Regions from separate parts of the Homo sapiens genome. Here all the other regions are linked to region 5. Evidence: chromatin loops called from intact Hi-C (ENCODE). Cell type or tissue: PC-9. All regions are shown on one strand. Links, peaks and the distances in the headings refer to the core of each region. The heading gives the core; the rest is flanking DNA. Region 1 overlaps TTC33 (tetratricopeptide repeat domain 33). Region 2 has its middle 200 kb from the start of LINC00604. Region 3 has its middle 130 kb from the start of PTGER4. Region 4 has its middle 93 kb from the start of PTGER4. Region 5 has its middle 150 kb from the start of LINC00604. Region 6 has its middle 180 kb from the start of PTGER4.

Region 1 (5,240 bases), core at 417-4,416, 350 kb after region 5:
AAGCCTGCACAATAAAGAGCTGTCTTGCTGAAAATACCACTAGCACTACTGCTGAGAACAGGATGGCTTATCCCGTCCCCAACCCCACAAAGCTGCTTATGTTCCTAAGCTTAAGTTGTCCCAAGTACGAAATAAACTAAGAGGTTCAAGGTGACAATGACCATCACTAGTTTTTTCTTTTTATTAGGCAGGTATGCATGTGTGCATATACATACAAACAGACATACACACACACACGTGTAAACACAGGCTTACAGATTTGAGAAAAAAGAAAAATGTCCTCTCTTCTCAACTGCACTGTCTTTTATTTTGAAAGCATAACCATTGCTGCCAGCAGAGGCATCCCTCAATGAAATGTGCTTTGTTGCCAACGAGGCCTATAAAGGTTTAAAGGAACAAGTGAGCTGTTTTCCATGCTAAACAAAGCAAGAAATGGTGGGTATTTACTTCACTATCATCAACTTATTCAATTCTTCCCCCTTCTCATTTCTCTTTGGTTTACTTCTGTTGGCCTGCAAACAAAGGGTGGCACCACTTAGTTCCTCCATTTTTAGATCACAGGAAACTTGGCACTGAACAAATCAATAGTCTCTCATAATTTCTGCAGCATATCTCTTAATTCAACTTCAGTTTGGAACAGACTGAACAGACACAGCCCTACTGCAGCTGTTGGATAGGAAGCATTAAAAGATAAAAACTTGGTTTAAAGTCACTGTGGTTAATAAATGACCAAAGTCTGATTCCGCCAGTTTAAGGACAATCTTAACAGTATGCAACTGAAGTAGCACAAGGAAGGAAGCAAAGGGAATAGTTCCATGGACTACAACAGGGCAGGATGAGATAATGCCCTATACTGAGGTAAAGAACAGCTGGTGATCAAGCTAAATAAGTTAGATAGCACACTCATTTACCAAATAGAAATGTCAATGTGTTTAGCTACTTTACTCCCAATTAGACTTCTAATTTACTGTGGCTTTAAATTTAATGAGCTATATAGTTAACAGCTTATTCACTTTATAAATATTTACTGGGCACCTACCCTGGGACAGGTAGAATTCTAGTAATAAGTACTAAGGATGCAGCACCCAACAAGATATAAAAGGTCCCTACTATTCTTCCAGATCTTACTTTCTAAAGTGTATGCATGTTAGAAGGGGACAGGGAAAGAAAGATAACAAACAGTTAAAATATAAGTGCCGTGATAAAAGACAAATGGAGGAATGTGATAGGGAGTGACCAAGTGGCTATTCGGAATGGGCGGTCAAGAAAGGTCTTCCTAGGAACGCATTCAAGCTGAGACCTGAGTGACAAAACGTGGTCAGACAACTGAAAATCTGGAGAAGGTCCATTCCAGGCAAAGGGAAGAACCTGGGGCAGGACCAAACCATGTTTTGTGGAAAGGAAATAAAACCAGAGGAAAGGAAGTCAGAGGTCAGGGAGGTGGGCCGAAGCCATGATCACAGAGAATACAATAAGCCATAGTTATGCATGTGGATTTAATTGTATGTGTGATGAAGAATCCACAGAGTTTTTATACAACAGTGAGACATGAATTATTGATTTACATTTTTAAAAGATCAGTCAGACCCAGAAGAATAGACAGTAAGGGTACAAAAATGTACACAGGAAGGCTAGATATGAGACAACCAAAGTAATTTAGGTATGAGATAACCCTAGATAAGGATAGAAGTGAAAACAGAAAGAGGAAAAAAGATTTACAACACACTGAAAATGTACAGTTGGCTCAACTTGGACTTGGTATGAGTGAAAAAAAGAAAGAAATCCAGGATAATTTGGGTTACCTGGAAAACAGAGCCTGAGGCCAAAGCTTACTGGCTAAATCTTTATTGAGTGGATAGGATCCCACGCAATCAAGAGTGAGGGAAAAACAGAAGTAAGCCATGAAGAAAGAAGAATAAATACAAGGTCTATGTTAAGCTGGCAACAGCTCCACAAACACAGATGATTGTTGATCTGGAGAGCAAAAGGAAAGGAGCAAGCAAAGATTAAAAAGGAGAGGACATGGAGACAAGGACAAGCATGATAGCATGGTGGTGTGGAAGATGAGAGAGCAGTGTATTTAGGAAGACTGTGGTCACCTGTGCTGAATGATGAGAAGCACAATAAATGACAACAGAGAAGTGATGACTGGATTTGACAACATGGAGGTCACTGATAACCTTTACAAAAGCAGTTTCAGTGGATTCATGGGGACAGAAATATGACTGGATGGTTCATCAAGAAATGGAGTTTGTAGTGCAGTGGGAGCAGAGAAATGGCAGAGCATTTGGAGAGAAGCTTTTTAAATGGATGTTATCAGGGTATGTTTGCATGCCAGCAAGAAGGACCGAGAGAAAAGAAGAAACAGATTATATAAAAATGAGAGGACAATTTCAGAACAACGTTCCTGAGAAGGCACAAGGGGATGGGGTCTAGAGTACAAGTGGAGTGGTGGGCCTTTGATAATTACAATGGAATGATGACAGATCATATAGGCACAAATACAGTAAGGTTGGAAGATGTGCTGGTGAGAAAATAAAGTCATTCTACACTGACTGTATCTATGTTTTTCCACAGAGCATGAGGCAAAACCACTGTCATTAAATATACTGATGTGAGTAATCTGCAGAATGTGGGTCACACAGCAAGATCACCCTCAAATTTACATTAGTAGGTATACTTTCCTAGACAAGAACAAAATGCATGGTAAATTCTAATTTATATTCCTGCTTCATACACATACAACTGATTCTAACAGAAAAATCAGACCAGTTAGCTAGACAGTCAAATATCACCATCTAGTGGCTGAAACTTTAAAAGCCAAGATGTCAAAGTTGGGACTAACACCGTGACTCTTGAGAAGGTATAACCTAGTTTGTAATAATTCTAGAAAAAGCCACTTGAACAAAATAATTTACAAAAATATATATTACTACTACAGGAAATATACCAAGAACATATAAAATCCTAAAATATTATATCTAAAGTACATTCACTTGGTGCTTATTAGGTGCTAGGTAGCATGCTTTTACATGGACTTTGCTCTTTAATCCTCCAAAATTCTATAAGATATGTATCACCATTTGACCTATGAGGTAGAAATTGACAAAAAATAACTACCCAAAGTTTATGCAGATAGAAATGATAAAGTTGGGATTTGAATGGAGGTAATCTGACTTCAAAATCTACACTCTTAACCACTATACTCACTATACCATCTCTATTAAGCACCAAAATTTCTTGGGGGTTGGGTAGAAGAGTAAACCAGATTTTTGTTAAAAAGAATCATGAATACTCTAAGGTAAGACTTCTGAATTTAAAAGCCACTCAAGGTTGAGCATGGTGGCTCAGGCCTGTAATCCCAGCACTTTGGGAGGCCAAGGCAGGAAGATCGCCTGAGCCCAGGAGTTCAAGATCAGCCTGGGCAACATGGCAAAACCCCATCTCTACTAAAAATACAAAAAATCAGCCAGGCATGGTGGCGCACACCTGTAGCCCCAGCTCCTCAGGAGGCTGAGGGACAAGAATCACTTGAACCTGGAAAGTGGAGATTGCAATGAGACAAGATCGTGCTACTGCACTCCAGCCGCCTGGGCAACAGAGTGAGGCTCCACCTCAAAAAAAAAAAAAAGACTGGGGACTTCTGCTACTATCCTACAGGTGATGCACAAGAGTTACTAAAGAAGGCTGACAGAGTGATAAAATAACCAAGACCCGAAAATACATAATATCCAGATTCAAAATTTTACTGAAATCTAAATTATCTGTCAATTAACTTGCAATATAACAGCAAATTCAGAACACAAAGACATCATGAACACATATAAAGATATATGAAACGAATATAGAATTATTTTACATTTGACAAGCACTCAAAACTTTGTTTTTTTAATCAAATTTACTGGTGTGTGATTTATATATCAAAAAACGTACCCACTTGAAGCATACTTTCTGATGAGTTTTGAGAAATGTATATACTCATGTAAATACAACCACAACCATCACAATAAAGAACATTTTTGTCAATCCAAAAAGTTTTCTGTGCCCCTTTCTCGGGAAATCTACCCCAACTGCTGACCCCAGACAACTACTGATTTTTTCTGTCACTATGGATTAATTTGTCTTTAGACAGATTTATAAAATTGGAATCAGACGGTATGTACTCTTCCTGACTTCTTTCCCTTAGCATGTTTCTGAGATGTCAATCATTTCTTTTTACTGCTCAAGAGAATACTATTGTATGGATATACCACAATTTATTCATTCATTCACCTGCTGATGAACATTTAGGTTGTCCCAGTTCATGGACACTATTAATAAAGCTGCTAGAGACATTGTTGGAACAGTCTTTGTGTGGATATAATGTTTTCATTTCTTCTGAATTAGTATCTAGGAATAAAACTGTGAGATTGTACAATAAAGTATATATTTAACTTTATGTGAAACAGGCCAGGCACAGTGGCTCATGCCTGTAATCCCAGCACTTTGGGAGGCCAAGGCAGGCAGATAACCTGAGGTCAGGAGTTTGAGATCAGGCTGGCCAAGACGGTGAAACCCTGTCTCTACTAAAAATTCAAAAATTAGCCAGGCATAGAGTGGTGCGCGCCTGTAATCCCAGCTAGTCGGGAGTGCTGAGGCAGGAGAATTGCTTGAACCCGGGAGGTGGAGGTTGCAGTGAGCTGAGATCATGCCACTGCAGTCCAGCCTGGGCAACAGAGCAAGACTCCATCTCAAAAATAAAATAAAATAAAATATAAAATAAAATACAATACAATACAATACAATACAATACAATACAATACAATACAATACAATACAATACAATAAAATACAATAAAATAAAATACAATAAAATACAATAAAATAAAATAAAATAAAATAAAATATAAAATAAAATAAAATAAAATAAAATAAAATAAAATAAAAAAGTGAAACAACCAGACAGTTTGCCAAAGAGGTAAAGCTATTTTACATTTTCATGAGCAATGTATAAAAGTTTAACTTGCTCCATATCTTTGCCAACACTTGATACTGTCAATCTTTTCAATGTTAGCATTCTAGTAACTAGGTAATAGTATCTCATTGTGGTTTTAATTTGAAATTTCTTGATGACTAATAGTGTTGAGCAGCTTTTTTTATGCTTCTTGGTCATTCATATATTTTCTTTTGTGAAGCATCTGCTCCAACTTTTTACCCATTCTTTACATGAATAGCTTGTCTTCTTCCTACTGAGTTGTAAG
Region 2 (5,240 bases), core at 751-4,750, 52 kb after region 5:
GCAAATGCTCGTGGTGACCAAGGCAAAGTCTCCTTATTCCTTGGTAAGAGAAGCCCAGTTTTATCTGGGACAGCAATATGCATGTGATAGAGGTTGGCATGTAAGATCTAATAATGAGATATAAACAGACATTGTTGAGTGGAGCTTTAGGGAAAATCGTTTAGGATAGAGATTTAACTGGCATTCCTCTTTGGCCCTTTACTCTTTATCCATTTTCAAATGCCCCAATAATGTACAGGAGTCTGAGGGTTCCACAGCTAGCTGTGATCATGAGGTGGCAAACGAGAGGTCCAATTTTACATTTTGAAGACAGGAACAGAAAGAATCAGCCTGAGTCCCTAATGGCATCCCTGAATTACCTACCCCCAGATTGTGTGTGTGTGTGTGTGTGTGTGTGTGTGTGTGTGTGTCTGTGTTTATAACACAAATAAATTCCTATTTATGTAAGCCACTGCTAGTTGAGTTTTATGTAATTCCTAAGGTAAACCTAATTCTAAATAAAAGAGAGTGAAGATAGAAGCACACCCATATAATTGTCATCATTATATAATATTTAAAATAAAACATAATTATCTTTGTCTGAAATGACTTAGTTTTCTTTGGAAAGAGATCACATAAGAAAACACGAATTTTAAAAAATCCTACCATGATTTATAAAGAAACATGCAGCTGCAAGAGTGAGGCATTTTTTTTTTTATTACACTTTAAGTTCTAGGGTACATGTGCACAACATGCAGGTTTGTTACATATGTATACATGTGCCATTTTGGTGTGCTGCACCCATTAACTTGTCATTTACATTAGGTATATCTCCTAATGCTATCCCTCTCCCCTCCCCCCACCCCACAACAGGCCCCGGTGTGTGATGTTCCCCTTCCTGTGTTCAAGTGTTCTCATTATTCAATTCCCACCTATGAGTGAGAACATGCGGTGTTTGGTTTTTTTTTTCCTTGCGATAGTTTGCTGAGAGTGAGGCATTTTTGAAGCACCCTAACTTTTGAAACCTGTGAATACTTTTATATTGTCTGGCACCACTTCTTATTTCAATGACAACTAATTTGCTTTTGTTCATTCCAATTAGGTCCACATCCATAACATCCAGTAGGTCATTCTCTGGAGATAAGAGTTTGTGATACCAGCAGAACCTTTGTCCTCCGTGACTGGTCAGTGGGGTAGTGGCTCTGAGTGGAGGGCAAGCTTACGTGGAGGACAATGTGAATTTGGGTTCAACATTGAGATAGACAGGACAGGACTCCCCTATAAATATGTAGGCATCAAATTGCAAATTGTACTGTTGTTCCCCCAAAAATCAGCAGACCAGTTAAAATGAAAAACTGACTTTTTTTGAAAAATTACATAAGAAATTATTCCTTAGGACATCCCCAGAGCTTTATCCAGTTCTTAGATATAACCCAAAGGAAAACTTTCATTCTTTATTCCTTTTCCCTAATAAGAAAGAGTAATTTGGGGGATAAAAACCATGTTTTGTTTTCCACCCTTACCTGCTACCCCACAACAGGCATGGGCACGCGCACACACACACACACACACACACACACACACACGCAGGCTCCTTTCCCAACTGGAAATTTAAGCACTTTGAAGGCAATGGATTTTTTTCTGAGATTATAATAGAAGCAATACAAAAACCGAAAATTAAACCTCAGACTCACTGTTTGAAAAAGTACTAGCCATTTCCTGCCATGAATAACTTCTCGCTGGTTTGTTCCCCACTCAGCCCCATAACATCTCTTCCGCCTCTCTGGTTCCTTTCCTCTGGTTCCTAGCTGCAGCCTGTCACACGTCAATCCTGTTAATGTCTTACGCATAACATTTTAGTTCTCAACCATCTACCTCAAGCTTAATTCCACACTGAGGTTTCTATATCCAAAAGTTTAAAGGCCTTCTCCTTTCCACTTTTTTGAGCTCAAAGAACAGGCAGGTATTTGGAAATGACAGATTATGGAGTTAGATTCCCTACCCACTAGTCCCTTTAAGAAGAAGCTCCTGTACATCACGAGTTCTCTTTTCCTCTTTCTGCCTCATACACCTAATGAAGGAGACCTACTCAATTCATCAAACCTTTATTAACCACTGTCGACATAGCAGATGCTGCTCAGTATCAGAGAAACTGAAGGAAAAACATGCAGTCCCTTACCTTGAGAAGTTCAGAGTCAACATCTGTGGAGACACAGATGTTGACACACAACGGTAAAACCTTGTGGTCATCACCACAAGAAAATCATGTATAAACGATTATGAGGACAAAGCTAAATATTTTTCAAATATAATCTTCAAAATCTTAAATATACCTACAGCACAGGTATGGACACCTTGGTCAGGTGACAACACACCTGCACAAATACCTTTTGACATGCCAGTGAATCTATGTAAATTCTTCTTTCACCCAATTGTGCTAGGCTTCAGCCTTGTAGAAATTATCATAAGCTTATTGTTAGTATTTCTTTAAATTAAATGTTTACATTTGAAATTACTGGTAAAAGTAGGCAGTAACATTTTCACTTCTGCAGTGGGATTTCCTTCATGTTTCACTAAACAGGTAATATCAGTGGCTTCCCCTTATACTCTTTCTTGAGTCAAACCAGTGATGTAACCCTACGGTAGCTCATACACAGATAGCACAATGCTGCAGGCTAGAACCCACCCATTTCACTGCACCCACCTAGCTTTTATCAGTCAAATTATCAGCTTGACAAACACCGATTCAGCAATTTTCAGTATTTCCTGGTGTGAAAGGGCCATCACACTCAGTATTTCTCAAGATGAAAATCATCAAGTGGTTAGAGTGCAACTGTGAGTCACAGAGATGCTAATGCTAGCCCTGGCCCTGACTCACTCTTTGACCGCTGTCCTGTACTCTCCACCCGTAGGTTCCCCAACATATCAGTTACATTTTCCTATTTACTTGTCATAAGGAAGGAGCTATACTTAGAGATTATTTGAAAATTGGCTATTGTTGTGGAAACCTAAATAGCTGTTCATAATAAATAGTTTTCCGAGGCTTAAATTTATCTATTGGAGAAAGGACCCAAGTTTAGAAATTAAGAAAACAAAATCCAAGTCTACAAAAAGCAGGTCCAGGTCATCACCTCTATCTCCTGCCTTTGAGACACATGCATACTGAAGCCCAGACAGCTAACAAATCTTCCCCAAAAGGCCCAGCTCTGCAGTGCCTAAATCAGCACCATCCAATAAAAATATAATGTGGGCCACAAGTGCAAACCGTGTGTGTGTGTGTGTGTGTATATATATATATATATATATATACACACACATACTATATATAGTGTTTTTTTTGAGACAGAGTCTTGCTAATGTGGGCCACAAGTGCAAATCGTGTGTGTGTGTGTGTGTGTGTGTGTGTGTGTATATTTTGAGACGGAGTCTCGCTTTGTTGCCCAGACTGGAGTGCAGTGGCTCAATCTTGGCTGACTGCAACCTCTGCCTCCCGGGTTCAAGTGATTCTCCTGCCTCAGCCTCCCAGGTAGCTGGGAATGCAGACACATGCCACCGAGAGGTGACAGTGTGCTGGCAGTCCTCACAGCCCTCGCTGGCTCTCGGCGCCTCCTCTGCCTGGGCTCCCACTTTGGCGGCACTTGAGGAGCCCTTCAGCCCGCCGCTGCACTGTGGGAGCCCCTTTCTGGGCTGGCCAAGGCTGGAGCCCACTCCCTCAGCTTGCAGGGAGGTGTGGAGGGAGAGGCACGAGCGGGAACCAGGGCTGCCTGCGGCGCTTGCAGGCCAGCTGGAGTTCCGGGTGGGCGTCGGCTTGGCGGGCCCCGCACTCGGAGCAGCCAGCCAGCCCTGCTGGCCCAGGGCAATGAGGGACTTAGCACCCGGGCCAGTGGCTGCGGAGGGTGTACTGAGTCCCCCAGCAGTGCCAGCCCACCGACGCTGCACTCGATTTCTCACCGAGCCTTAGCCGCCTTCCCGCGGGGCAGGGCTCGGGACCTGCAGCCCGCCATGCCTGAGCCTCCCACCCACTCCATGGGCTCCTGTGCGGCCCAAGCCTCCCCAACGAGCACCACCCCCTGCTCCACGGCACCCAGTCCCATCGACTACCCAAGGGCTGAGGAATGCGAGCGCATGGCGCGGGACTGGCAGGCAGCTCCACCTGCAGCCCCGGTGCGGGATCCACTAGGTGAAGCCAGCAGGGCTCCTGAGTCTGGTGGGGACGTGGAGAGTCTTTATGTCTAGCTCTGGGATTGTAAATACACCAATCAGCACTCTGTATCTAGCTCAAGGTTTGTAAACACACCAATCAGCACCCTGTGTTTAGCTCAAGGTTTGTGAATGCACCAATGGACACTCTGTATCTAGCTGCTCTGGTGGGGCCCTCTGGTGGGGCCTTGGAGAACCTGTGTGTTGAAACTCTACATCTAACTAATCTGATGGGGAGGTGGAGAACCTTTGTATCTAGCTCAGGGATTGTAAACGCACCAATCAGCGCCCTGACAAAACAGGCCACTAGGCTCTACCAATCAGCAGGATGTGGGTGGGGGCCAGATAAGAGAATAAAAGCAGGCTGCCAGAGCCAGCAGTGGCAACCCACTCCGGTCCTCTTCCACACTGTGGAAGCTTTGTTCTTTCGCTCTTTGCAATAAAATCTTGCTACTGCTCACTTTTTGGGTCCACGCTGCTTTTATGAGCTGTAACACTCACTACGAAGGTCTGCAGCTTCACTCCTGAGCCCAGCAAGACCACGAGCCCACCGGGAGGAAGGAACAACTCCAGACGCGCTACCTTAAGGGTTGTAACACTCATCGCAAAGGTCTGCAGCTTCACTCCTGAGCCAGCGAGACCACAAACCCACCAGAAGGAAGAAATTCCGAACACATCTGAACATCAGAAGGGACAGACTCCAGATGCGCCACCTTAAGAGCTGTAACACTCACCGCGAGGGTCCGCAGCTTCATTCTTGAAGTCAGTGAGACCAAGAACCCACCAGTTCAGACACACCACCACGTCTGGCTAATTTTTTGTATTTTTAGTAGAGACGGGGTTTCACTGTGTTAGCCAGGATGATCTTCATCTCCTGACCTTGTGATCTGCCCATCTCAGCCTCCCAAAGTACTGGGATTACAGGCGTGAGCCACCACGCCCGGCCACCATGTGTATAATTTTTAGTTTTCTAGTAAAAAGGGTAAAAAAGAAATAAGTGACATTAACTTCAATAATATATTTTACTTAACCTAATATGTTCAAAATATTATTGCTCCAAC
Region 3 (5,240 bases), core at 631-4,630, 170 kb after region 5:
ATTTATTTGGTTACAGAGAAGTTTTGATAAAATACAAAAAAAAAAAAACCTAAATATTTTTATTGTTTAAAAATATTAATCACTACCCACTAAGTGCCAGGCACTGTTCTAGGTACTAGAGATACATAGCTAAAGGCCACAGCCAAAAAAATGAGTCATTGGGATTACAAATATGGAGCAATGGCTAAAAGTTAGTGCTTGAGAGTAGCTGAAATGGCTGTTGGAGAAGAGAGGAAAAGAAGTGCCATATTCCAGCAGTAGGGTTCAACCAACTAACTTTTTTTCTTTTTTTTTTTTTTATCCAACATTTATTTTAAGTTCAGGTTTGTTAACATAGGTAAACATAGGCCATGGTAGTTTGCTGCACAGATCAATCCACCACCTAGGTATTAAGCCCAGCATCCCTTAGCTATTCTTCCTGATGGTCTCCCCCCACCCCGCTCCCACCCCTGACGGGCCCCAGTGTGTGTTGCTCCCCTACATGTGCCTATGTGCTCTCATTGTTCAGCTCCTACTTATAAGGGAGAACATGACATGTTTGGTTTTCTGCTTCTGCGTTAGTTTGCTGAGGATAACAGCTCCCAGCTCTATCCATTTCCTGGCAAAGGACATAATATCATTCCTTTTTATGGCTGCATTGTATTCCATGGTGTATATGTACCACATTTTCTTTACCCAGTCTGCTATTCATGGGCATTTGGGTTGATTCCATGTCTTTGCTATTGTGAATAGTGCTGCAGTGAACATATATGTGCATGTTTCTTTATAACAGAATGATTTATGTTCCTTTGGGTATATACCAAGTAATGGAATTGCTGGGTCAAATGGTTTTCTGCCTTTAGATCTTTGAGGAATTGCCACACTGTCTTCCACAATGCTTGAACAAATTTACACTCCCACCAGCAGTGTAAAAGAGTTACTCTTTCTCTGCAACCTCACCAGCATCTGCTGTTTCTGGACTTTTTTTTTTTTCTGACTGGCATGAGATGATACCTCATTGTGGTTTTGATTTGCTTTTCTCTAATAATCAGTGATGTTGAGGTTTTTTCATGTGTTTGTTGGCCACATGAATGTCTCCTTTTGAGAACTGTCTGTTCATATCATTTGCCCACTTTTTAATGGGGTTGCTTGTTTTTTTCTTGTAAATTTGTTTAAGTTCCTTATAGACTCTGGATATTAGACCTTTGTCAATGGGATAGATTGCAAAAATTTTTTCCCATTCTGTAAGTTGTCTAGTCATTCTGATGATAGTTTCTTTTGCTCTACAGAACTTTAGTTTAATTAGATCCCATTTATCAATTTTGCTTTTATTGCAATTGCTTTTGGTGTTTTTCATCATGAAATATTTACCCGTGCTTATGTCCTGAATGGTACTTCCTAGATTTTCTTCTAGGGTTTTTATAGTCTTGGGTCTTACATTTAAGTTTTTAATCCATCTTGAGTTAATTTTTGTATAAGGAAGTGATCCAGTTTCAATTTTCTGCATCTGAGCCAACTAACTTTTAAAAGACAGAGTGATGGCTTGAAGATGTGATAAAAATTATTAAAACTCAATAAAAATTTTGAAAGTAAAACAAAGATCCAAATCACATAAGAGAGGCCCAAGAATAAAACTAAGGGAGAGAAAGTATTGACAAACCCAAACACACGCACACTCACCCACCCCCCCACCCACACACACGAAATGATTGTGCACTGTGATGGTTACTGTTGAACATCAATTTGATTGAATTGAAAGGATGCAAAGTATTGTTCCTGGGTGTGCCTGTGAAAGTGTGGCCAAAGGAGATTAACTTTTGTGTCAGTGGACTGGGAGAGGCAGACCCACCCTCAATCTGGGTGGGTACCATCTAATCAGCTGCCAGTTCTGCTAGAATAAAGGAGGCAGAAGAAGTTGGAAAGAGCAGACTTGCTGAGTCTTCCGGCCCTCATCTTTCTCCCATGCTGAATGCTTCCTGTCCTTGGATATCAGCCTCCAGGTTCTTCAGCTTTTGGACTCTTGGACTTACACCAGTGATTTGACAGGGGCTCTCAGACCTTGGGCCACAGACTGAAAGCTGCACTGTCAGCTTCCCTTCTTTTGAGGTTCTGGGACTCGGACTGGTTTCCCCACTCCTCACCTTGCAGACGGCCTATTGTGGGACTTTACCTTAGGTGAGTCAATTCTCCTAATAAACTCCCTTTCATGTATACATATATCCTATTGTTCTGTCCCTTTAGAGAACCCTGACTAATACGGGCACAAAGAAACACAGACAAGAAACTTCTAGTAATGAATGGGGAACTTCTGAGAAGTAAATCTGATGACACTGAGTGTGTCAGTCTTATCTGACTATGTTTATAGAAAGGAAAAGAATCACAAACTTGGGATTGTTTCCTCTCATATTCCAATCAATAGTAACTTCCTTTTCACAATGAGACTTTAAACAATTAGGGAAACATTTCAGTTTCCAGCTAATGGATTTAAGAGTGATTGCTATTTCAGGAAAAGCACTTCATCCAATTGTAGGCATGCCAAAGGTGGAAGAAAGGGGAACTGAAGAAGCGTAAACTGTACTAAAGGCCTCCACAGCTGGCTTTGAATCCACTGAGAAACTAATATTCTTTCCCTAATAATCTCTTAAAGACTTTAGGTTGCTTTCATTCAGGATGAAAATGTGCTGGCCTAAGAACAACTGTTGACTCAACACTTGAGCATCAAGGAGCTAGACGTTCTATTTACTGTGCCAATGCCAGGCATTCCTGCGTAATGTGCAAGCAGTGCTTGAGAAAATATACATAGAGTGGGGGTTCAAATACCGAGATACCAGTGTTCTAGTTAATAGCATGTTCAAACCTACCACATTTTTTCCTCCTGGTAATTATTCCAGCGCCTCTGGATATTCTCTTGCTGTTCACCAGAGAGCAAAGTAGGGCAGAGAAAGGACAAACACCCTAGGTCATCAACACTTTGGCCACAGATATCTTGAACACTGTAGGTAATCTGTTATTTTAGAGCCTACTTTTCCAGAATTCACCCTCATATGTGACCTGCACCAGTGCTATGTTGTTTTAAATGTATTGAAATATGTTCTTGCTTTATGGAGGCATCAACAACATCAACTCACTTGCAAATACCAATGTGTCAAAATTTGATACAGATACTGATATTAATATGATATAGAAGGATGATAATTAAGCTTGGATAATTTTATAAAGATAATTGGCATCAAACTAATAAGGCACATTTATGCATTATATATTTGCTAAATTAATGTCTTATTTAGTTATTTATAATATTTAAGTGTCTTCTCTGTTGATTTCGTGTTATTAGCTTATGTCATTTTCTGTGTGACTAAATTGTCCTATTAATTATAGTGTAAGAGCTCTGTAGTGTGAAATTTAAAAAGCAAATTATAATATATAATTCTTGTTATGATATTGTATCAATTAGGAATAGTTTTTTGCAAGTAACAGAAAACTTGACTGATAGGCTTAAGTCACATGGACATTACCTAACAAAGAGACCAGAGAAAAGCCAGCCCCGGATTGAGTCAACGGTTCAATTATGTCATCAAAACACAAGGTCCTTCAAATTTTCTACTCAATCAGCTTTGGTATGTATTCAGTGTTTTCCCTCAAGGTTAAAGATAGCTAACAATGGCCAGGTGTGGTGGCTCACACCTGTAATTCCAGCACTTTGGGAGGCCAAGGTGGGCCGATCACCTGAGGTCAGGAGTTCGAGACCAGCCTGGCCAACATGGTGAAACCCTGTCTCTACAAAAAAATACAAAAAAAATTAGCCAGGCATGGTGGCACATGCCTGTAATTTCAGCTACTTGGGAGGCTGAGACAGGAGAATCACTCGAATCCAGGAGGCGGAGGTTGCAGTGAGCCAAGATCACGCCGCTGCACTCCAGCCTGGGCCACAAGAGTGAGACTCTATCTCAAAAAACAAAAAAGATGGCTAACAACAATGCTCCAAAGAACCTGTCTTCACACAACAGTAGGACTTCCCCAGCATATTCCTCACATTTTCTTTTCCAGAACAGGATCACATAGCCATCCCAGGTAAGTCACTGTCAAGGAGCAACAAGATTGTCGTAATTGCTTTACACCAAAAGTGACTTATATCCAGGGGCTGAGTGCATTGGAATGGAACATAAGCAACCAACAGAGTCTACCACAGGTACGTGTGGCCCCTTCCAAATCCAAGCATGTAATAGCGATCCTAGTATACAACTAAATGGTGGTAACTAAATACCTCTCCCCATTTTGTATTCCTCTCTTAGTCTCTTCCTGTCTTTCTCTGTTTCTGTAACACACACATACACACAAACACACACACACACACCCCAGGACTAATGAGCCATGAGGCCAGAAAGCCAGATAATGCCAAAAGACGTGAGTTCCAAAGCAATCCTAAGACTATTGCCTCCCTGCAGTTAAAGTGCCTTGTCCACAAATGTATGTGCGGCTATAAGCTTTCATTTTCATACTTTCAGTCTTGCAAACTACAATTGAAGCTGATGAAAAAATATGATTACAGGCTTTGGCACTTGAGTGCCCCCATGGATTTATCTGCATACTAACAGGTCCTTTCCTGCATAGAGAGGCACCACCTTTAATGTCAATAGAAAGAAACAAATGCCACTATTCATTGTCCTCAGCTAGGATTTGACAAAGATGAGTGGGAAAGCAAGAGGACAAAGACAGGAAAACAACTTTATTCTCTGTTGAGAAATGCAAAACTGTGAAGGAGCAGGTCTAAAGGTTCCACAGAGAACCCCAAATATCATTTTCTTCTATTAATTGCCTATCAGCCCTATCCAGCTCTCACTTTTACCAAACGCTGGCTAAACAGTTTCTGCAATCTACTTCACATCCCACAAAGATTGTGTTGGGAAAAGTATAAGACCTCTGGAATAAAAAGGTCAGAACGCTGCTCCAATCCCAAGATCAAAGAGCTCAGGGACAATACATACACCCCCTCACCTCTGTCAAATCATCTTTTGGACACAGTGTCTCTTTCAAAATAGGGGGCAAGAGGTCATACTTCTGTGTTAAGCATTGGTCCCTATTAAGTACACATATATTGCAAATTCATTCAAAACTGCTTTAGAGCATACATATGGCAATCTGGCAGATCAAGGAAGCTTTCCAGACTTGTAGTCCATATGTAATAAGAGGACATAAAACAAAATGTAAAACTGAAGTTCAAATAAACTTTGTAGTGGAAGTAGTACTTTCTGTTCACAGCT
Region 4 (5,240 bases), core at 734-4,733, 200 kb after region 5:
GTTTTAGGTACACAGCAAAACTGAGAAAAAAAGTATGAAGAGTTCTCATATACTCCCTGCTCCCCTGTAGACACATATGAGCCTCCCTCAGCCATCAGTGTCCACACCAGAGTGGTACATTTGTTACAACTGGTGAATCTACATGACACATCATTATCACCCAAAGTCTATAATTTACATTAGGCTTCACTCTTAGTGTTATACATTCTATGGGGTTTGACAAATGCATAACGACAAGTATTCACCACTATAAATGAAACTTTTTAAAGACCAGGCCTCCTGCTTCCCAACCCAAACCTACTAAATCAGTATCTCTAGCCACTGGAGTTTGGAATTTTGTGTACTTTAAAGCTCTTCAATTGATGTTGATACACAGATATGTTTGGAAACCTGCATTCAGTGATCTGCAAAGTTATTTTCAACCTTTAGATTCTATAATTCTATTAACAAAATTCACAATAACTTTTTTAAAAGAGTAGTTCACTTTTGAACACTTACCAGGGCTTAGAGGAGAATCTTTAGCCTGTCAAACACTATGCTAGACCTCATTTAATTCTCACAACAACCCTATAAAGAAAATGTTAATATATATTCCCATTTAATAGAAAACAAAACTGAGGCCCAGATAGATTAAGAAACTTGCCCAAGATTACAGAGTCAGTAAAAGGCAGAGTGGGGATTCAAACTGAGGACTATTTGATCCACATTCTTTCCTTCACACCATTAGACCTTGAGAGTTTTGAATAGAGACACAACTTGAAATTACTAATATTAGGGGTGAGGGGTTGAGGGGGTTTTGCCTGGTGGGTTTTTTTAGTAATATATTTAGCACATGGGAGGGATATTTTGTACATATTTTGAACATAAAACTAGATGATATTCCAGGAACTTGTAAGTGACTTACATCAAGCCAGCGACTAACATAGCCAACGCATTTGCTCTATGAATCCAAAATATTGGTCTAAGGGTTCTATGGTACCTAAACAAAACATGTGGTGAACTATCCAAAATGAGAGAAAAGAACTCAACTACATCTTTGTTCATCATAATGGACTCCAAACCAGAAAGGACATTTCTACATTTTCACATTGGAACCATTACCCATTTTCTGAGCCACCGAAAGGAACAACTAGCTTCTTAGAGCTGTATTTCTGCCACTTCAAGGAACATGAAAATATAGTTTTGTGGTTATTAAGAGTACACATCTTTGAGGCAAACCTAGATTCTGGGTCCGCCACTAAATATGTAATTTTGGGGAAATTACCTAACCTCTCTGGGTTAGTTTCCCATCTGTAAAATGCACTGATGATATTTTAATATCTGCCTTCCGGAGTTACCACGAGAATTAGATAAGATGTTGTATGTGAAGCAATTAACACCCCCTTGATACTTAGTAAGCACTCAATAAGCATTCTTATTAATGGAGAAGTCAAGTCCAACACAATCTCTGCAATCCCTTGGCTGTCCAGCTAGGGTAGAAACCAATTATTGTTGTGTCCACAGTCCCGACTAAAGGAAAAAGGTATGTGTGTTGGAGTGGAAGGAGGGTGAGGTTAACCTATCCTCAGGCCTATGAGAATTTGCTCTTAACCCTTAACTATAAGGATCTTAAAACACCTCCAGGTGTTTTAAGAATGTAAGGGTCATTGGTATAAATGAAAGCAAAGAATGTAAGGGTCATTGGGATAAATGAAAGCAAAGTTACATACTGAAAAGTCAAAAACTGACACAGAAATGGAGCTATATTAGAAGAAGGCTATAGCCTTACTTCTGCCTCCATTTCTAACTATATTATTTGCAGATGAATTAGAACAGGCGAGGTGGGGCTGGCACAAAACATGTTCCCATGACACAAGACAATAACCAGCTCACACATCTTTGGTGGCCCCTGGTACTGAGCACCAGAGGCCCTCATTGAGGACAGGCACTCCTTTTTCACCTAAAAGTATTTCCTCTCTACTGGGAATCAAAAATTGCCTTCTACAAACTAAATTGCCAGCAACATTCATCAAGAAAATAGCACTAACTTAGCATAAGAGGCCTTGGATTTAGAAGACGACACAACAACGTCTAGAGACCCAACATGATTGTCAAAGACTGGGGAGCTTGCTGAGTGGGTGAGCAAACACATTCTGAGTAGCCTCTGTATTGGGAGGTGAGAATTCCTATATAAAAGTGCTAATAATCTGCATTAATTGATTTGTTGAAAAAATAAAAAATAAAAATAAAGTCACTTATTAACAGCCAGTAAATACAGAATTCCTTCCTTGGGTAATGGATGGCATAATGGGACATTGCAAACTTGAGAAATGGAACCATTTCTGATTTATGAAGGCATATACAGCTAAGCTAACTTGTAGGGTTACTTTGATGGGATAGAAGAAAATAACCCATTTAAACTCCTCTCACAAATCACTTTTTAAAAATGCTTCCTTTTTAGACCATTAAAACTTAAAGTAAACTAAAACTATATTGTTTAAGAATACATAAATAGGTGTAAAACTACAGTGGAAAACAAGAACATGAACATCTTACTGTCCTTGTTAGGATACTTACCTAGAGGGGGAAGGAAAAGGGATAAATTAGGTGGAGTCATTCAGGAAGGTGTAAGCAATGTCCTGTTTCTCAGCTTTAATGTTGATCTATACTGGTGCTTGTTTTTTATATACTAGGGTTTGTTTTTTATACAGGTGTTTGTTTTATAAATCATTAAACTAAATTTGTTTTGTGCAAAAAAATAAGACATTTATTAGAGAAGTATATATTAAACTAACGGTAGTTATGTCTACTGGAAAGAAGTAGAACTGTGAGAATCTGTCACAGTGACTGTTGTTTTCCTAAAAAATACTTCAGCATCATTATTGTAATAGTATGTAAGTGCTGATTCACTTAAGCTTTGATTCTAGAGATACTCAGCAACATTCTTTCAAGAATGCAGTACCGAGGTATGAGCTAGTATTATACTAGAAAGGGCCTCTCTTCAGAGTGGCTGCTGTTAAGCCCTTCTGCTGTCTGTATCTTGATTGACAATAGACATTTTGCTGATGCATAAGATGTCAAATTAGTCCAATTAATTATGTGATACTAATGACTATTTATTTGCTTGATGCATGCTAGAAATTCTCTCCTATTTGTGCAATTACAGGTATTCAAGGAATGTGGATTGTCTAGAGTTGTTAAAGATCTGTTCACTCTTGTGTGTACAAGGGAACTGAGTAACATGTCTCCTTAGGAATGGAAACTAATCTCTGATACATTCTATATCCAACCATTGTTTCAATCAAATGAGACTGACTAGATGACATAGAAATAAGCCAACCTGTACTCTGACACCTGAAAGAGCAGATGACTGAGATTTCATGGAGCCTGCAGATCAAATTTGTGAATAGTTTTATACCTGCTAGCTAGTGAATATTTGTTGAATATGTATTTGACTATATAACAGACTTCAGTCTGAGACATGTATTCATTTTAATCTGGTAGCAAGGTTGTGGAGAAGAAGCTAACCATTGCTACTTCAAAAATCTTTTGTGGCTATTGTTATCAAGACAAAAAAGAAAGAACCTAAAAGTTTTGCATGACTAACATGATGAAAGTTGGTTCACAACAGAGTCTTTTGCTTTTTGCTGATCTTTTTCTAAAATTATTGACATTTGTAAATTGAATGAGTCTTATTTTACAAAAAGAAAAACTATTAAAATACCTAATAGAAAAAGAAGCAAAAGACCTAAGGAGACATTTCACACACAAAAAAATACATATAGTCAATAAACATGTAAGGAGCTGTTCAACATTATTATTAATCAGAGAATTAATCAATGTGATATCATTTTAAACTCGTTCATTTGGCAAAAAAATAATACTGAGTCTGACAATAATTGGCATTTTCAAGAATATGGAGCCACAGAATCTTCTATGTCTTGCTGGAAGTAGATTAAATTGGCTCAATCACTTTGGAAAATAATTTTTCTCATCTCAAGGAGTTAAACATTCACATGCCCTCTTTCACTCCCAGGGGTATACCCAATAGAAATCCTTGTGCCAGTACTCTAAGAAACATGCTCAAGAATGTCTGTAGCAGCACTGTACACAAAAGCAAAACCTAGAAATAACCCAAATGCCCATCAACAAGATGGAAAAAAATGACATATTCATACAACAAAGTCCTATTCGAAAATCTCATAAATTAACAATAGCAATACACAACAATATAGATGAATCTTAGCAGTATGTTATTAAGTTAAACATAATTCTCAAAAGATTACACACACAGTAGGATATCTTATTTAGGAATAGATACAGATGCGATAAATTATATTAAAAGAAAAGCAAGAGAAAGCAAGGGAAGAGGGTGATGCTTCCCAGGGAAGAGAAAGCTAGGAATGGGGTGGTACAGAAGAAGGAAACCATATAACTTGATGTAAGTTATTATCAAGAATTTAGCTCCTGTCTTTGGCCAGGTGTGGTGGCTCACACCTGTAATCCTAACACTTTTGGAGGCTGAGACAGGCAGATCACTTGAGGTCAGGAGTTTGAAACCAGCCTGGCCAACATGGTGAAACCCCCATCTCTGCTAAAAAGAAAACACAAAAAATTAGCCAGGCGTGGTGGTGCACACCTGTAGTTCCAGCTACTCAGAAGGCTGAGGCAGAGAACCGCTTAAACCTGGAAGGCAGAAGTTGCAGTGAGCCAAGATCACACCACTGCACTCCAGCCTGGGTGACAGAATGAGACTCTGTCTAAAAAAAAAAAAAAAAAAAAAAAAAGAATTTAGCTTTTATTTTTGATGATGAGTTTATGAATGATTATATTAATCATGATGGATGAGTAGATAAAAGCAGGCCATACATAAAACAATGGTGAGGTTGTATTATGAGACATCCATTAAGTTTTCTCCATTCTGTGCACTTGAAGACAAAATCAAAACAAATCAAGGAGAAAAACAAAATAAACTTTAAATCATATATATTTATATACATATAGTAGGCAACCCAATTGTGTTTATTCTAGATGAAAACTATTGCTGTTATCTTGCTTCTCGCATTAAAACATCTGTATCAAATTGTTTTTTAATACTATCTTAAGGATTTTTTTTTACATTTTATGCTCTAGCCAAAGCCAAGTATAGTTGGATAGTTCTTTGACTTTCCACAGTTTTTTTAAGTGAAAAGAATATTATATATCATTTTTATGTTGCAAATGACACAGTAATTACCAAACTAAATAAAATATTTCAAGAT
Region 5 (5,240 bases), core at 406-4,405:
ATCCCCAATGTGATGGTATTGGGAGGTTGGACTTTTGGGAACTTACTAGGTCATGATGGTGGAACCATCCCCTAATCTCATTCATCCTCCACCATGAATGAGATTAGTGCCTCTATAATAAGAGGCAAACAAGAGATCATCTCTCTCTGCCATGTTAAGATATAACAAAAAAACAGCTGTCTGCAAACTAGGAAGAGTGCACTCACCAGATACCAGATCTACCAGTGCTCTGATCTTAGACTTCCCAGCCTTCAAATTGCATAGTATTTTGTTTAGTCTATGGTATTTTGTTGTAGCAGCCTGAGCTGATTAAGACAATTTTCTTCATAGATCATTTTCTTGGGAATGGTGGTAAGATGCTCATAAATGCTTAAAACTACACATAACAATCACACAGCTAGAAGAGATCCCAGAAAATCTTTCAAAGAAAATTCAGAACCAAAGTTCTGGCTCTCACTTTATCTCCAGCCTTAAATGAGCTGGAGAGTCAGTTATGTAACTAAATGTCTCATGCCTCAGATTCCTCATGCATTCATTGGGAAGAATGCCTGTGCAATGTGTCTTTAGGGTTACCATAGAGATGAATGAGGTAATGTATAGAAGAAGCACAATCCCAAATAATATTTCCCTTACCATAACTTTTCTGCTAAATAACATCTAAAATTTTAGCCCTTGTTTAATTTAGCCTCATATTTCTCGTCTCTTGCCCTTTGTAACTACTGTGCCAAACTTTCCACTTTATGATATACAGTAAGTCCACTTAATGCTGTCGATAGGTTCTTGGAAACTGTGACTTAAAGTGAAATGACATACAACAGGTCTTTGAATAATATCATTTCTTTCAACATCCTTGATAAGAATAAAACATTGGTTTCATTCTATGTTGTTTTGTTTCAAGTCACAGTTTCCAAGAACCTATCAACAACATTAAGTGAGGACTTACTGTATAGGGTTTCCTTTATTTTCATTTTCTATTTTGCCAACATAACCACCAGCCTTTGCTTTAGTACAGTACCTACTCTTGAAGCTACCCCATCAGTGTTCACTGATTAAATATGAGGAGAAGGGAGAGGTAGGCTGCTGCTCAGGGACTTTTCACACTAAGACAAGAAACCAGAGCAAAGGTGATTCCCCCTTGCGTGGCTAAACTATGGTTGCTGAAGCAAAAGGCATTGGAGCAGAAATATTTCCCTTCTAATCACTAGTAATGCCTCAGGCAATAATGGATGCTTCATAAGCAAAGGAATTCCCACTAAACCATCAGGAAGTCTAGTGTAATAGCCTATTTCCAACCTGCCAGATTCATTGAGTGAATTGGAGCAAATCTCATCTATACTTCTCACTTTCTGATATAATTTTATAGAGACTAAATAGTAATGTTCACCATAATGTTGGATGAGCCTCACTTGTGAAGCATTCACTCAGTATATACCTGGCATAATCTCCTCAGATTGGTACTTTTTCAGATTTAAGAGGGAAATAGCTTGAAATTGAGAACTAATAGCAAATTACATGCCCTTAAGATGATACACCCTTCAATGACAAAACACTGTAGCACACCTCCAGGTCTGAAGTTAACAAAGAGGGCTGTCACTTCATTCAGCTGAATCCCTCCTGCCCTCCCCCTGCATACACCCCAGGCAACCTTTGCCCTACTACAATCTAGCTCATTAATTTGGTCAATGCAATTGTTTCTCATTTAAATCTTCCTGTAAAACATAGAATAGTCACTTCACTATTACATTGTCCCCAATTTTTTCAAAAGCTTGCCGTGAAGGGAAGGAAGCTAAGTAAGAAAAAGGTCAATGAAGCCAGTTGCAAAGAAGATTATGAAATGTTGCTCATTTCTGCTTTTTTTTTTCTTTTGAACCTCTGAATTACTTCATCTTTCCATCTGTCTACAAAGTTGTGGGTGCACATTAAGATATACAGACAGAATTCACAAACCCTTTGGTAAATTCACTCTTAGCACTAAATATCAACGGAGGAGAAAAAAAAAACGTACTATGTTTCCCAAAAGAAGTATGGGGAGACTATTTTCTATGATTAAAAGCATAAGAAAAAAAATAAAACTGATCCAAGAGCCCAGAGACTATTTTTATATGTGAAAAATATATACTTTAGTCAGGATTTGTAACTTCAGTAACTCCCTTTGGAAACCAAATTTCCACCCTCTCACAGTGTTTGGTTATTTAGGACTGAGTCAATTTGAGCATGATGAGTTTGGAATGCCAGCTGGCTGCAGAAGTGTGAAGAAACCTGTGTGGTCACCAACACTTTAAACATCACTCACAGTTCTGAAGTAGGGCTATCCCAGGAGCACTTCCTGGATGCTGGTGATCCACAAACACCAGACTATTTCCACTCCTCAAAAGGAAAAAGAATGGGGCCCTACCTTGCCAGGAAGAGGAATCTGGCAAGCAGGCTGAGAACAAGCACCACACAAGGCAATTTTTGCCAAGTGAGTCACCCATACCCCCTGGGTACAGGTGAAGCTCAAGGAAAGGACCATTCAAACTTCCAGCCTGCAGGAGCTGCAAAATCAGCTCCTGAACTCCAGTATTCAACTCATCTAGAAACACATTTTTATTCAAATCTTTAAAGCCAAAGAAGGTATCTAACCATTGTCCCAGCCTTCTCTTCTTTTATAGTATCACTAATTCCATAGTTATGTAAGTGCCTTTTATGTGAATGCACTGTACTAGACCCTTGATAGAGAATGGTTAGCAGAAAAATTAAAAAAGCAACCAAGATTCTACATTCTTGATTCTCATGGGAAAAATAGAGAAGAACTGAGAAAAGTCCTAAGAAGAAAACACTAAGATAGACACTAACAGGGAAAGTTTTACTCAAGGTGGTCTTATGTTCTAATTTTAATGTGATCACTTGGGGATCCTGTTTTAAAAAAAAAAAAGAAACATAGATTCCAGTACTAAATGCAGATTTGATATGTCTTGGGGAGAGTCTGGGACTATGCATTTTTTACAGGCTCCCAGCTGCTGCTGCTGTTGCTGCTCCACAAACCACATTTTTTAATAACAAGCCTCTAGGGTTTCTCTACATCTGTGGTTGTAGTTCTCTAAGTGTGGTCACCAGACCAGCAGCTACAGTGTTACTGGGAAACTTCTTAGAAATGCAAATTCTCAAGCCTCACCCCAGACCTACCGAATCAAAAGCTGGAGAGGGGGACAGGGCGGCAAGGATGCCAACACTCTATATTTTAACAAACTCTCAAGGTGATTATGACGCCTGCTAAACCCCATTCATCCAATACTAGTCATGAGCCACATGTGGCAATTGAGCACTCAAAATGTGGCTAGTTTGAATTGAAATATGCTGTTAGGATAAATTATATGCTAGATTTCAAGGACTTGAAAAAAGAATATAAAAATCCCTTATTAATATTTTTTATATTAAGTGCATGTGGAAATACTATCTTGGATATAGGAATTAAATTATATTATTAAGATTAGTTTCACCTGTTTCATTTTGCTTATTTTAATGTGGCTACTAAAAATTTTTTAATTACATATGCTTGTAATGGTTAGCATTATGTTTCTACTGGGCAATGTTGCACTAACCTTTGAGAATTATTGCTATAGAGCAATGGTTTTCAAGTGAGGCAATTTTGCCCCCTAGCAGACATTTGGCAATATTCGAAGACATTTTTGATTTTTACAGATGGGGTCAGGGGTTCTGTAAGTAAAGGCCAAGATGCTGCTAAACATCCTATAATGCACAGGACTGCTTGCTACAACAAAAGACTCTCCAGTCCAAAGTGTCAATAGTGTGGAAGTTAAGAAATCTGTTCTATTACACTGATTCTGCTCATTAGAAACACTTTAGGAGAGTTAAAAATACTGATGTTCTTGGTTTATCCCCAGATTAATTAAATTGGAATCTCTGGTACAGAAGCCGTGGCATCGGTTGTTCATTTTGTTTTGTTTTAAGTTCCCTGTGGATTATAAGGTGCTGCCAGGGTCAAGAACCTCTTTTTCTAGTGGAATGGACAGAGGCCCCTCATTCATTCGTCTCTGTACTGCCAACACTCATCACCTCCAGACCTGGGAACTGGCATTTCCAACAAGTGTCCAGTGATGCTGAAGCTGCTGCTCTGGTTTCCTCTGGAGAATTTTACGTCCCGTTCCACATAATGCTACACACTTCAACTCTCCAGATGGCCCAGGGAGCCTCATCAGACCTGGGCAGTTGTTCCCCACTCAGAAGACAGTCCCACCACCAACGATTCCCCTTCCAGACTCAATCAAAATGACTTCCCATTCAGCTGAGGTAGAAGCAGCTCTTTTATCAAGGGCATGGGGGCATGGTTAAAGGAGACATAAACTAAGTCCTTTCTGTTTGCACTCCAAGCAGGAAACAAATTTTTCTGTTACTGGGTCATCTTAGGGAAACCTGTTTCATTCAACTATTTAATTTTTACCAATATATAACTTAAATCACTTTAAAATAAATTTGTACAGATTACAAAATGACATAGATTAAAACAACTTCTCAGCCAGGTGCGGTGGTTCACACCTGTAATCCCAGCACTTTGGGAGGCTGAGGCAGGCAGATCACGAGATCAGGAGTTCGAGACCAGCCTGGCCAACATGATGAAACCCCGTCTCTACTAAAAATACAAAAATTAGCTGGGCATGGTGGTGGGCGCCTGTAAGCCCAGCTACTCAGGAGGCTGAGGCAGGAGAATCATTTGAACCTGTGAGGCAGAGTTTGCAGTGAGATGGCGCCATTGCACTCCAGCCTGGGCAACAGGGCTAGACTCCATCTCAAAAAAAAAAAAAAAAAAAAAAAGTTCTCCCTAAAACTAATCCCCTAAGAAAGTAGGAACTAGAGAAATTTGAACTTTAAATATTTTATGGTCCTTCCTCCTTCATAATTAACTTTTGAAAAAATATATATATACATAAATCTAAAATCGTTGGCCCTACATGATCTCTCTCTCACACACATGCGTGTGCGCACACACGCACACACACACTCTATTATCTTCATGAACACATCACCTACTTTGCTCCAGTCCAGCTGACAGCCTTAGGCCCTTCGCACTAAGTGTCTTTCCCCAACATCATCTGAATGCATAACTTCCCCACTCTTGTCTCCCCTGGTCTTTGCCCAGATGTTATCTGCTCCCTCCCATCTGGGTTCCTCTTTCTCAACCTTCTTCTCTCTGCCTGATTGGTTTTTTCATAGTACTTATTATATTTTTAAAGTACCACCTA
Region 6 (5,240 bases), core at 827-4,826, 110 kb after region 5:
TAGAACAAGGAAGGAGCAAAGTGTCAGTACCAACAACGTGAGAGCAAAGTCATTTTCTGAAAATGTACACCATTGAAACAGCCCAAGTCGTTGTCACCTTGAGTTTTCTCCACCATACATCTGCAGGCTTGGCTCTGTCACATCACCACTTCCTGATGTGGGGATTGTTTTCCTTTCAAGAATAAATAAACAGTAAGAGCCAATAAACTCTAGAATGATGAATGCCCTCTTTTCTTAATATTTTCTTCCCAGAAGATGGAATATGACACACAAGGAAAATTCTTTTCACCAGAATAATAAATATTTATCATTAAGATGCAAACAAGACATGAATGAAACTCTTGGGGTGATTTTACTTTCTGTCAGTGCAACATTTTCTGCAAGTCTGTGAGGCAGTCAGCCCAGAGTGGACAAACAAAGCTGACTGATTGATTCTGAACATGAGTTTGGCCACTAAGTAGCCCACGAGCGATGGGACTGCTGAGACATGGTGCTGTGTTATTTGTTCCACTCAAGCAAATTCCAGGCATTAGCTTGCCTGCCCCAAACCCACCTACACAGTGACAAATTCAATTCCCACATCAACCAGAAATACCAGGACTCACTCGCTCCTGCATCTCAAAAGAGACTGTCCCCAATTTCTGGAGGGCCCCAGTGGAGAAAGAGTCCCACCGCAATAGAAGTCATTCCTGTGAGATGCTATAAGCTGCTCAGCATCACCCAGCCATGGCTCAAGATCTCACTCTACTCCCCAATGCAAGTATGATCATTTTTCCTTTTTTTTTTTTGTATGCTTAAGCTCAACGACAAGAAATGTATGGTCTTTGTATCATTTCTAATCCAAACGAACTCTTTTCATCCCTTACAAACACACCGAAAATCCTGTGATTCTAATCACAGAACTGGAAAAATCCAAGTCAAATGATTCTCATCTAACTGAATGGAGATGAATGGGTTATAAGCACTTATTGAACACCCACCACATACAGGACACCCTATGAGGGGCCTGCACTGGCCTGACGGAGAGAGTGAATGATCATTACATCCTAACATAAAACTGCTGCAACCAAATTTTGCAGATGTTCATTCAGGTTAGTTAGCTGGGCTCTTGGCCTTTGTCTTGACTGCATTCTTGCCCTTTTGTGCCCATTGTTCCTATTAACACCTCTTTGAGAAGGTAATATGAAAGAATTTAAATTAAGCAAGACAGTTTAAAGAAGGTCTTTGTTAATATGAAAGTTGAAGATTATATCTGAATATCATTAACCCTTGCTATTTGAATCCTTTATTACTGCCGTTGGTTTGATTTGGTGGTAGCATAGGGGTTACAGAACATTGCCTGTGGCAGTGTAACAGCACTGCGCAGGTAAAGAGAGCATTACTCGTGCAGCTTCTAATCCATACTTTGGGTCTCAGTTTTTCTACTTAAAGAACAAGCATTCATGTTTCTTTCTCCCAAAGATTATTTTATTATTCCTGAGGACTGTGTCTGCTAAGCATGTCAAAATTTCCCAACATTAGTTAGAAAACCTGCTGCCTCTTTTTGCCTTAACAATCCTTCACAAATCAGTAGCAAACACCTAGAGAAATTACCTTTATAATCTAGGATGCAAAAGCAAGGGAACATGGGTGCAGGTGGGGACCCCCCCCACAGCAGAGGCACAGGTACCTCTGGTCACCTCAGAAGTACAATTGCAATAGATTGACTTAGATGCCATCTTGCTAAAGGCAAGGAACATACTAGGTGGCATGTGATAAATTTTCTAGGCTTATAAACCTAATTCTTGATTTCATGCCTCCAAGAGATCTGAAATTAAAGAGAAGAAGTTGGGTCAGCAAAATTGAATTTCGTGGAAAGTACAGCTATAGGAGTGATGCACTTAATTTCCTTTACTGACCATTCTATTACAAAGAAAATGGATAATTGTGATTCAAGAAGCTGAGGGAAATAAAATGGAAAAAAGGTAGTCAACATCTTCTAATAAAGGTCAATATTAGAAATAACTTCAGCTAACCCTTTCCTTGACGTGATAATTCAATATTTTACAGATAAATTCCCTGTAGTTATTTTGCCCGCTAAAATATATTAAGCTCCCTTCCATGCGCATCACACAGTGTTAAATACGGAAAGTCGAAAACAAAGGACAGGGGAAAGAAATTGATCCCTGACTTAAAGCAACTGCATTTTTCCAATGACAAGTTTATATCAATTGGTTAGTGTTTCTCAAAGTGTCATCTATGGATCCTCTGACCAGAGTCACCATAAGAGCTCTGCAGAAATACAGGGGCTGGGCCTTACCTAACACCTAGTCATTTAGAATCTCTGAGAGAAGGGCCTCTTTAGAGGGTTCCCTAGAGACTCTTAAGTACAGTAAAGTTTGAGATTGCTGCCATAGGAACAATCACAAGTCTACATCATTCAGGAGATTTGAGTGCAGGCCTAGATGAGAGAATGACTAATTACCTTGGATTAAAATTCACTAAGAATCTGACTTTCCATTTCCTGTCTTATACTGAAGCTCACATTCCAACTGAATTCCTTTGGCTCTTACGGATGAAAAGAAATTGCTGTATATTCCTGAATTACCTTTACTAATAGTTCAGCCACACTCGAAGACCTGAATATAGTAGAAACTTGAATAATTTGGACCTGCTAAAGGAGAGGTCACATAGCTTGGAAGCGGTCAGAATCAGCAGACATTTGGCCTGGCGCAGAGGCTCACACCAGTCTGGCCAATATGGTGAAACCCCATCTCTACTAAAAATACAAAAAAATATTTAGCCGGGCATGGTAGTGCATGCCTGTAGTCCCAGATACTCAGGAGGCTGAGGCTGGAGAATCACTTGAGCCCAGGAAGCGGAGGTTGCAGTAAGCCAAGATCGTGCCACTGCACTCCAGCCTGGGTGACAGAGCAAGACTCTGTCTCAAAAAAAAAAAAAAAAAAAAAGAATCAGTGGACATTTGAGATTTTTTTTCCTGTGGCATAATAGTAATGTATTCTGGCTTACAAACCAATGCCGAATTTTAAATCTGAGCTTTTGGCCTTGATGTGATTGATATGTACTGAAAAATGTTCCCACCACCTCACTTATCCCCTGGTCCGTCATTATCAATTGTTATGAAATTTGTTCCCTCTGGTTTAACAAGAATTCCGGTTCCAAAACTGAATAACTTATGGCACAGAGAAAGAAATAATTTAAAGACACAAAATGCCAGCCACTGATTTCCTTAGCCCCTTTTCGTTTATTGATCATCATAACTGTGGGGGTAGATGTTATTAGTCCTATTTATATTTGAAGATAGGGGATCACATGGGTACAAAATGATAAAGCAGATGCAATGTCAGGATCTCCACCCCCAGACGAGGAAGCTGTCTTAATTGCACTAGGCAGCATCTTCTTTCAATGCAAATAGGCTGAAGAAAGCAACATGTTTGTTACACTAGGGAGTAAATGACATAAAGAAGAAGGAGAAGGAGAATAAAAGCAAAATATCAGGCAAGTAAGGAGTCTCTGGAGAGTGGAGGGAAAAGGGTGTCAGCAAGTGGAACAAGAATAAAGAAGGGAAAAATAGATGGGCACCCAAACCAAACTTCTTCCATTTGACAAATTTTGTGAAGACTTTTCTGACAGACAGAGGTCCCTCCATGCTGGTCTTAAAGATTTTTAAAAACTCACTTAGCAGCAGCAGCATATTGTAACGAATATGTCAAAGAATCCCATGTACTCATACCCAATAAAATTGTTCCCTGTTAAAATAACATTCTTCCTTGCAATTTTGGTTTCACTATTGCTGAAACATGGTAAAAACTGTTTCTTGTAATACCAAACATTTTGCTCTGCTCTGTAGCTGACATGACACTTGTAGCTTCCACGGGTTGCTTGATGAATAAGTACAACACCAAACCATCAGATGGTAAAGGCTCTTCTCCACATCTCATGTCTCAGCTGCCACAACACAAACCCTTCAAAGGAGACACATTCCCAGTTTCATGCTCCAAGTGAGACAGATGCTCCCCAAAGCCACTACACCACCTCAGAACTAGAGAAAAGAAGTCCTCAGATTTCCTTTTGTTCCTGAGACCAGCACACTGAGGCTCTTTTACTTTCCCCTTGGCCACCATCCTGCTGAGAGCTGCAGGAGAGAATGTCTGTCTAGTGTCCCCATATCCCCCTGTCTGGCTATCAAATGTAAAGCCACCAGACCTGACATCCCTGTTGTCTATTAACCAGAAACCTGAGCTCCATCCCTAGTACTCTGTACATTTCCTACTCTGACCCACTTTCTTAATCATCCTGTACCTCCCAAACCCCTCCAGTGTTTCCTCTTGTCTGCCATCAGCAAACACTCTTGTTATGAGTTGAACTGCATCCCTCTCTCCGTTCATATGTTGACATCGTAACCCTCAGTACTTTAGAGTGTGACCTTATTGAGAAATAGGGCTGTTGCAGATGTAATTAGTTAGGATAAGGTCATACTGCAGTAGGATGGCCCTCTGATCCAATAGAACTAGTGTCCTTCTCAAACAGGCAAGTTTGGACAAAGACACACACACACATACACACAAAAACACCAAATGAAGATTGGAGTTATGCTGTGGCAAGCCAAGGAACTACCAGAAGTTAGGAGAAAGGCCTGGAACAGACCTCAGGGAAGCACAGCCCTGCTGGCATCTTGACTTTGGACTTTTGGCCTTCAGAACTGGAAGACAATAAATTTCTGTTGTTTTAAGCCACCCAGTTTGTAATACTTTGTTATACCTCCCCGGAAAAAGAATACAACCCATCTTTGAGCACTCCCTTCACCTGGCTCCCCACTAGTGGCACAGCTTCTCTTGCAGTCTTACTGAGGGAAGATTTCTTCTCCTTCCCCTTGGTACCTCAAAGCCTGGAGTTAGATCCCATTGCTCCTTCTAAACCATTTCTTCTCCCTGTGCTCAAAAGCCCAGATCCTTTGAAGTTTAAGCCATCATACTCTTTCTACTTGCTACTGGCATCTACAAAACTTGGTCACTCTTCATCACTTATTGATGACTTTGTCACCTGTTCTATAACTTCCTTTCTACCCCCACTCCTGGCAAAACGTTTAATGACATCAACTCTCTGGTGTCTTGGTTCCTCTACATTCTCATGTCCAAAAGTTGTTTCTTCCATTCCAGTTCAATCTCCTATTCCTTGTTGTCATCACCATTAACTGTACTAACTTCAGAATCTCAGCCTCCAGCTTCCCCCTCTCTGAA

Evidence for each region. Hi-C counts contacts between places; a loop is a spot of excess contacts. Peaks named below come from ENCODE experiments on the same cell type or tissue, not always from the same donor. Only the 100,000 strongest peaks of a DNase experiment are listed, where the experiment ranks them.
Region 1: a loop joins it to region 5, with 9 times the contacts of the local background. A loop is called at or near these places in 3 of 110 quality-filtered maps.
Region 2: it touches region 5 in a loop (7-fold over the local background); 9 of 110 quality-filtered maps call a loop at or near these places.
Region 3: a loop joins it to region 5, with 6 times the contacts of the local background. A loop is called at or near these places in 5 of 110 quality-filtered maps.
Region 4: it touches region 5 in a loop (4-fold over the local background); 6 of 110 quality-filtered maps call a loop at or near these places.
Region 6: a loop joins it to region 5, with 2.4 times the contacts of the local background. A loop is called at or near these places in 7 of 110 quality-filtered maps.

Annotation. Positions count from the first base shown.
Region 1 is chr5:40,733,683-40,738,922 of GRCh38, forward strand. The region is part of intron 2 of TTC33 (tetratricopeptide repeat domain 33); the gene reads right to left. It also overlaps a transcript of PTGER4 not described here. Among named protein-coding and RNA genes, the nearest start is that of TTC33, 20 kb to the right of the region's middle. In PC-9, for the core only: CTCF peaks have their summits at 2,808 (motif pointing left) and 3,013; a DNase peak (open chromatin) is centred at 2,809.
Region 2 is chr5:40,434,946-40,440,185 of GRCh38, forward strand. No RefSeq gene overlaps it. Among named protein-coding and RNA genes, the nearest start is that of LINC00604, 200 kb to the left of the region's middle. In PC-9, for the core only: no CTCF peak of the experiment used is centred there; a DNase peak (open chromatin) is centred at 2,756; H3K27ac peaks cover 1,561 bases.
Region 3 is chr5:40,549,662-40,554,901 of GRCh38, forward strand. No RefSeq gene overlaps it. Among named protein-coding and RNA genes, the nearest start is that of PTGER4, 130 kb to the right of the region's middle. In PC-9, for the core only: no CTCF peak of the experiment used is centred there; DNase peaks (open chromatin) are centred at 2,230 and 2,730; H3K4me3 peaks cover 1,149 bases; H3K27ac peaks cover 2,545 bases.
Region 4 is chr5:40,584,515-40,589,754 of GRCh38, forward strand. No RefSeq gene overlaps it. Among named protein-coding and RNA genes, the nearest start is that of PTGER4, 93 kb to the right of the region's middle. In PC-9, for the core only: no CTCF peak of the experiment used is centred there; a DNase peak (open chromatin) is centred at 3,177; H3K27ac peaks cover 1,526 bases.
Region 5 is chr5:40,383,387-40,388,626 of GRCh38, forward strand. No RefSeq gene overlaps it. Among named protein-coding and RNA genes, the nearest start is that of LINC00604, 150 kb to the left of the region's middle. In PC-9, for the core only: no CTCF peak of the experiment used is centred there; DNase peaks (open chromatin) are centred at 545, 1,205 and 2,345; H3K4me3 peaks cover 1,480 bases; H3K27ac peaks cover 3,036 bases.
Region 6 is chr5:40,495,369-40,500,608 of GRCh38, forward strand. No RefSeq gene overlaps it. Among named protein-coding and RNA genes, the nearest start is that of PTGER4, 180 kb to the right of the region's middle. RefSeq lists an enhancer at 882-1,423. In PC-9, for the core only: no CTCF peak of the experiment used is centred there; a DNase peak (open chromatin) is centred at 2,423.